Linked DNA regions of Mus musculus: region 2 is linked to region 1. The links are chromatin contacts, found by Hi-C in ENCODE. All regions are on one chromosome and are shown on one strand. Each heading gives the region's core, a stretch centred on a gene start or an enhancer-like site at or near the end of the contact. The rest is flanking DNA. Distances are from core to core; before and after follow the strand shown. Region 1 holds the start of Olfr399 (olfactory receptor 399). Region 2 holds the start of Olfr412 (olfactory receptor 412).

Region 1 (4,012 bases), core at 398-2,897:
GCTGTAAGTGGTCTAATGGGGAAACATTCTGCCTTATTTCTATGATTTTTCTAAACAATGCCTGTTCTTCATGAATTATGTTTTAAGATATGTTGTCTTTTTATTTGTTTATCTCATAAACTGATATTTTGAAAACCCTCAATCTGCAACAGCTTCTTTGGACAAATCAGATTCAGCAAAGAAATAAAAATCTAATTCAGTTTTAATTGTGGATATAGCTTTTATTACACTGACATTTCTTTTATTACTCTTTATTATTTTCTATTTATTATCACCTCTTTACTTTAGGGTGCCCCTCCTCCTTGCAATAATCTATTACCACTAAGAAGCAATAGTTACATGTGTAGCTTGCCTCCAGGATCATATCCTTGCTCTGACACTCACTAGCCCTGTGGCTTTGAGGAAGTTACTCAACCTCTCTGAAGTTAAGGTTTCTGATCTACAATATGTCAGCTGCACCCACCTTATATGATTAGGAGAATAATGGAAGTAGTGACACTAGTCACTTAGAACCTTGTATGTGGCAGTGATGATGCAAGTGATAGTTTTAGGGAACTCCCCTTTCTAACCAAGGATGTACCCCATTTTGTCATACACACACTTCACTTCTGTTAATCTCAATATCATTTAGAAGCAATGAGAGGAGCTCTGACATTGGTTAAGGCCAAAAGAAAAGAGTGTCATTAGTGGGCTACCTCCCTGTGAGCACCTTCCGTAGGGCACCCTGCACATCAGGGTTCCTAAGGCTGTAGATAAGTGGGTTCAGCATGGGACTGATGACAGTGTTGAGGATGCCAATGCCTTTGTCCTTGTCTGAAGATTCCACTGACCCCAGACGCATGTAGCTGAAGACCCCTGTCCCATAGAAGATGCCTACCACAGTGAGATGAGAGCTGCAGGTAGAGAAGGCTTTCTTCCTGCCCTCAGCAGACCGGATACGAAGAACTGCAGCTGCCACATGGCCATATGACACAGTAATGAGGACCAAGGGGACCACACCCATGAAGGCTGCTGCTACAAAGAGCAGCTGCTCATTGAGTTGGATGCTGGAACAGGAAAGCTGAAAGAGCTGAGGGAGGTCACAGTAGAAGTGGTTGATTGTGTTTGGACCACAGAATTTAAGAGTAGATAAGGCAACAGTTTGGGTCAGTGCATTACTAAAGGAAAACACACATGACAGGCACACTGAGGCCTTCTGAATCCTCCAACTCATATGGGTGTTGTAGGTGAGGGGGTGGCAGATAGCCAGATAACGATCATAGGCCATGACAGTCAGAAGGAAGCAGTCTGCCCCAGCCAGGAGATGGAAGAAGAAGAGCTGTGAGAGGCAGGCCCCATAGGGAATGTGTCTGTCATTGGATAGAAAATGTTTCAACATGGCAGGAACAGTGACACTAATGCATCCAACATCCAGCATAGACAAGTTCCCCAAGAAGAAATACATGGGAGTGTGGAGTTTGGGCTCTATAATGATAGCAGCCAGGATGCTGAAATTGCCACCAAGCGTAGCTACATAAGCAAGAAGGAAGATGACAAAGAGGATGGGCCGCAAAACTGGAGTCTCTGTGAGACCCAGTAGGACAAATGTGCTCACACAGGAATCGTTTCCCAAGGTTCCCAGATCCATGCCTCTCTTCCACCAGTGACAGTTGAATGAACTTCAAAGGTGATACACAGACAGTGACATCTTGGTAACAAATATCAAGTATTGCAATGTCCAGGTGCATTCAAGATGTAGGAGAAAACACAAGAGGAGGAAAAGTTAAAGGCTGAAACACAGTAGGAAAAGGTGTGATGTATCCAGCAGTTACTGATACAAAGCAATGGCATCAATCAGACTCAGAGACACACAAACACTGACATAGCAAAGGGAAGAAATGTGATGATTGATAGTTAGAGGGAAAGAACATTTACCTGAGGTCAAAATTCTAGAAAAGAAACCACAGTCTTCAGATGGTGACCTAACCCAATATAGGTACAAAAGATCCTGGAGCATGAAAGAGAAGTTTCCAGAGAAGAGATAGCATGGTCCTCTTCCCCAGCCCACATATCTACAGCAACCCCCAGCATCTTAAAAGGATTGGTTCCATAGCTTGTCAGACACCAAAACCTAAGGGTTCTCATGTCTCTTATATAGGATGGAACAGAATTTACATATAGCCTATGCACATTCTCCCACACACTATAAGTTATTTCTAGATGACATAAAATATCTTACCCTGTATCCATGCCATGTGAGTTTTTGTTATCTTATATTGCTTAGGTGATGTTGACAGAGAATGCCTGTCCTTACTAAAACAGACATAATTTTTTTCACATACTTTCCATCCACGGATTAAGCCACAGATGTGGAATTTGCAGGCAGATGGACAGTTAAAGGATGTGAGTAATAAAATGGCCACTGTGACCTAGACTATTAAAAATTGAGTTGTAAAGCCATGACACATGATCCAGACCTTTCACAGAAAGGTAAAACCCCATAAAAACAGCGACACTCCATGAGGACAACATCCCAGACTCCATGAAAACACATCACTAAAGACATTTTTCAGCTCTAGAACTGATAACAAGCAGCCTTGGATTTCCTGACTCCTAAGATAATACATTACATTTCTCTATAGGGTCCAGAAAAGTTGGGTACCACAGTGGTCATGCTTTGCTAAGTAAGAACAATATGGAAAAACTTTGAGTGAGGTGAAAAAATGGATGGTTTAGTGACTGAGAGAGATGAACAGCTATGCAGTTCAAGGGACACCCAGCTGGACACACTCACAACTGGAATCTTGAGCAAGAATATACCCAGACCCTCCCATTTTATATAACATGCATGCTATCACAAGGCTACAGCATACTATAGATGCATAGATGGTTCCCACACATATGGCCATTTACATGCAGCCCCCTGAGCCTCACAAGGACACATAGTGATCTGCCTCATTGAAGTGAAGATAATCATTACTCAGATGGATCCAAAGGCACATAGAAAAAGGTAGAAGCTGGAGTTTCTCAATGACAAATAGAGCAGAGGAACAAGATACTCAGGTCCTAGAAGGCTAACCACTATTAGAGGCACTGGTGTTTTGGTTTTTTTTTTTTTCTTTTTGCATTCACTTAATCATACCACTATGTTCAACTCAGTATCTCTAAAGCTCAAATGTGTATTATTCTCCATCAACTACTGAAGGAAATGTTTTGGGAACAGCCTGATTATCCTAGCAGCTAGTATTCCTGCACACTTTACCCCTTCTCAGTCAAGTACCTGAGCCTCCCCAGGGCCATCTTGGAGGAGAGAGATGCCATTCCAGAGACAAAGAACTGAAATCGCTTGTATGGAAACCCAGTTGTGAGCACGCAAAGAGGGCTCCTGAAATGATACTCACCTAGTGAAGGGGGCAGGCACTTCTTGGGCAGAGAGGAAGCCAAATACTCTCCACAGTTGGGAGTTTATCAAAGACAGAGAAATAAAGAGACAAGCAACTTCACTGACATCATCTTCCCAATGGGTTTGTTCCTCCCCCAATTTTTCCCTGTAGTGGAGTCTGAAATTAAAACATTCCAGGGGGAGCCAGGGCAGGATGAATAACTGCTTTCCCAAGACACAAGAATCTCCAGTGCTTTGAAAATGCTTTAGACTGTCTCTGTGCTTCAGGAGTGATGTTTAAGAGTGTAGTCAAGTTCACACATTTATTTATAAATGAGTTTATAAACTAGCACTCTTGTTACTACCATTTTACAACTGTTATGGCTCTCAGAAACTCTTTACAGCATGCATTGATTGACCATATTAATGGGGCTTGATGTGATATTCCCATTGTGCACTGATCAAATTCTGTCATACTACACACACACACACACACACACACACACACACACACACACACTTTCCAATCTCTAGTAATCACTTTTCAAACTTAAAAACATTTTTTAACTTTTCTATATGAGATAAAGTGTATTTATCTCATTCGATGTCTTCCAGTTTCAACCACATTTCTACAAATCAAAGATTTTCCTT
Region 2 (4,012 bases), core at 979-3,478, 310 kb after region 1:
TGAGACAAGAAGCCCATATCCATGTCCCCACTCACCATCATCCCACTAAGGAGAACAGAGGACTTGACAAAGCCTATTTTGTTTTTCCTTTAAGCGTAGAGTCCTTTTTTTTTTCTCGCCCTATACTCTTTCCACACACAGCCAAACACCTAATAGAGGGTTTATATCTCTGCATCCATCTAACCACAACCACCCTACAGAGTAATAAGTCTCCTCTGTGCTGAGAATTTGCTATCTGGGTGTGTCCTGTACTGATTCAGGGAATGGGTCTCCCTTTCGCTGGGGCAGTCACAGCTCAAAGACATTCTCAGGCACTGTGAGACCTGCAGCTATGTAGGTTGCAGAAAGCTGTGGTAGTCTCTGAGCAGATCCAGAGGATTCATCCTCTTCCCACTCAGATACCAAAAGATCACCCTCACCCTGCCACAGCTGGATAGTTTCTTCTATAAAGAAATTCTAATCATCACCTACTCCACTTTAGTCGGCTCTGAAACACTCATGCTATATAGACTTCTGAGGCTTCTCTGGGTACCTTCCAGGATGAGGGATCTCCTGCCTCCCCAGGTCTCTCTGCTGGCACAGCACTTGCTTGGTGTACCCACCTCATTCTAACCATTACTCTTTAATTCCTGACCTGAACAATCTCTCCCCTTGTATGGAAACCAAAACTAGTTCACTTGCACACTTCACTCTCCTGTGCAGTTGCAACTCAGGGTCTGACACAGACCAGTCACCAACCATCTCAGTATCCTAGGCCCTTCACTGCTGGTACAGGATGAGCTGATGCTGCTCCTAAGGAGGGAGCAGAGCCAGGCCCCAGACGGAGAGGACTCTAGAAGCTGTGTTCTTCCCCTTTCTCCCACCCAGAGTAGAGTTCTCTGCAAAAAATGGGTGAAATATACCAGAAGGTTGAACAGGTAGCCCTTTCCATAAAAGTCTACCCGATTTATAATCATGTGTTAGGGTTGGAGAAATGTGCCCCATGTGGCATTTCAGGTTTTTGTCCAGAATCCTTGGTGAGATAAGCTCTGTTACCCTTGTTTGATATGTGAGAGAGCAGCTGGGGAAGGAGATTTGGAGGTATATCAAATTCCAGCCCCACCAGTTACCAGTAGAATCTTGGAAATCCATTAGTCTTCTAAACATTTCTGTGGCCTCATCTATAAAATGGAACAAAAGAAATGTCTGTTGTGAATTAAGTGACTTCGTAACATCTAGGCAAATAGCAGTGATTTGTGTCTTCAACTAATGTATTTAACAGCAGCTGTGGTTTTTGGACCACAGCTTTTCTGTTACTCTGGGAACTTGTCAGCTGGTTTCTCCTTCGGTGTGTTGAAACTTTTCTCTCCTCTCCCTCTGGCTCTTCTGTCTCTTGATGTTCTATGCTTTTCTGAGTCTTTGTTCATTTTCTTCTTCTTCTTCTTCTTCTTCTTCTTCTTCTTCTTCTTCTTCTTCTTCTTCTTCTTCTTCTTCTTCTTCTTCCTCTTCCTCTTCCTCTCCTCTTCCTCCTCCTCCTCTTCCTCCTCCTCCTCCTCCTTCTCTTTCTCTTTCTCTTTCTCCAGCTTGGGTTTTTTTTCTCTCTCTCTCTCTCTGTTTTTCTGCTGGCACAGTTCACAGCAGTCCATCTTCAGGATTGCTTATCTTCTTCATGCTAGATCAAAACTATTACTGAGCCCATCAAGTAAAATCTCAATTTTGCTTGTTGTGCATTTCAAAATCCTAGAGTTTCCACTGTTCTTTTTTTATACTTTCTTTTATTCAGATTCCCTATTTGATACATCATTGTTGGGCTTTTCTTTAGTTCTTTGGTCATACTTTTCTTTGATTTTATGACAATATATAAAGAAAGAGTGTGTATGTGCGTGTGTGTGTGTGTGTGTGTGTGTGTGTGTGTGTGTGTGTATTTTGTACAGCTAGAGATGTAGCTCAGGAGTGAAGCACTTACCTGGTACACACAAAGCACTGGAATCAATCTGGGTTTGAGTTTATTTTTAGGAATGGAGGGAACAAGGTCTTGTCATGTTGCTCAAGCTGGCTTCCGCCTCCTAGGCTCAAGCATTTATCCTCAGCCTGTTGAGTAGTGTAGACTATGGGCAAGTGCCTTCACACCTAGTTCTAAGATACCTTTAATACTAGGAAAGCTGTTGGTTTTGTTTATGCTCATTCTGCATCTGAACATGAGTGCTTGGTAAGCAATTGTTGGTGCTCACATTGCAGACAACTGGGAAATGGACGGAGGCAACCAGAGTGGGGACTCTGAGTTCCTCCTCCTGGGACTCTCGGAGGTTCCTGAGCATCAGCGCATCCTATTCTGGACCTTCCTGTCCATGTACCTGGTCACAGTGGTGGGGAACGTGCTCATCATCCTGGCCATTGGCTCTGACTCGCACCTGCACACTCCCATGTATTTCTTCCTGGCCAACCTCTCCTTCACTGACCTCTTCTTTGTCACCAACACTATCCCCAAGATGCTGGTGAGCCTTCAATCCCAGAACAAAGCTATCTCCTATCCAGGATGTCTGACACAGCTCTTCTTCCTGGTGTCTTTGGTAGCCTTGGACAATCTCATCCTGGCTGTAATGGCATATGACCGTTATGTGGCCATCTGTCACCCCCTCCATTACACTACAGCCATGAGTCCCAAGCTCTGTATCTTACTTCTCATCTTGTGCTGGGCCCTATCTATCCTTTATGGCCTCATCCACACCCTCCTCATGACCAGAGTAACCTTCTGTGGGTCTCGGAAAATCCACTACATCTTCTGCGAAATGTATGTCCTGCTGAGGCTTGCATGCTCTAACACCCACATCAATCACATGATGCTGATCGCCACGGGCTGCTTCGTCTTCCTTGTTCCTTTTGGATTCATGATCATGTCCTATATCTGCATTGTCAGAGCTATCCTCAAAATTCCTTCAGCCTCTAACAAGTACAAAGCCTTTTCCACCTGTGCGTCCCATCTGGCTGTGGTGGCCCTCTTCTATGGGACACTGTGTATGGTGTATCTGAAACCCCTGCACACCTACTCCATGAAAGACTCAGTAGCCACTGTGATGTATGCAGTGGTGACACCCATGATGAACCCTTTCATCTACAGCCTGAGGAACAAGGACATGCACGGGGCTCTGGGAAGACTGCTAAGGAAGCCACTTCAGAAGCTAACATGAGGGTTGTTTGGGGGAAAGGGGAATGAAGTGGAGAGCATATAGCCTTCATTATATGCAGCCATCACCCTACAGATTATGCAGGAGTGTTTGGATACAGCTCTGGCTCTAAATGAAACCTCTGTGGTGATGGAAAGGCATGTAAGTACATCCTAGCATCCTTTAGATCTCACCATCTTTGGTAATAAATAAGGTCACACTAACGCCAACACTAGAATATTGCAGGGTCGAATTTTTCAATGTGTCTGACCATAGGATCACATTCTTGGGCTTTTCCAGTATACCCATTTATGACATAGAGACATCTTTTGTGTTATCTCACTTACAACAACTGCACAAAAAAGCAATGGTGACTGATTATTGGTCACTGGGCTATGCTGGCATGGAAGAAACCCTTTAGAAATGAATCGACAGAGCCAGAGGGGTGTAAGACTCCGGAACACAAGGTTCTGTAGATGAAAAAGTCATTCTGCAGATGGCACAGTTGGCCATCACTGGAAAAAGAGGCCCCTTGGTCTTGCAAACTTTATATGCCCCAGTACAGGGGAACTCCAGAGCCAAGAAGTGGGAGTGGGTGGGTAGGGGAGCAGGGTGGGGGAAGGGTATGGAGGACTTTCAGGATAGCATTTGAAATGTAAATAAAAAAATATCTAATAAAAAAACATTTAAAAAGTCATTCTGCTATTCATCAACATATTCTATCGAGTGTCTATCAAAACCTTCAAACTCGGTTACAAGCATAAACATGAAACTCATGACCAGTTGTGAAAAATAGAGAAGATTGTATGTGTAAGACCCCCTTTCAGGGACCCCCCCACTCTAGTCTCGGGAGAGAGAGAGCACACCCA

The links. Hi-C counts contacts between places; a loop is a spot of excess contacts on that map.
Region 2: a map of ES-E14 shows a loop between it and region 1 (2.1-fold over the local background). The contact joins the promoter of Olfr412 here to the promoter of Olfr399 in region 1. A Hi-C loop is called at or near these places in 5 of 37 maps with a recorded cell type or tissue (CH12.LX, ES-E14, adrenal gland and 1 more).

Annotation. Positions count from the first base shown.
Region 1 is chr11:74,053,131-74,057,142 of GRCm38, forward strand. It overlaps Olfr399 (olfactory receptor 399), which reads right to left and starts at 1,648. Exons shown (of 1, transcript NM_147004.2): 1 at 646-1,648. The coding sequence starts at 1,627. The coding sequence ends at 692.
Region 2 is chr11:74,362,443-74,366,454 of GRCm38, forward strand. It overlaps Olfr412 (olfactory receptor 412), which reads left to right and starts at 2,229. Exons shown (of 1, transcript NM_001011851.1): 1 at 2,229-3,167. The coding sequence starts at 2,229. The coding sequence ends at 3,167.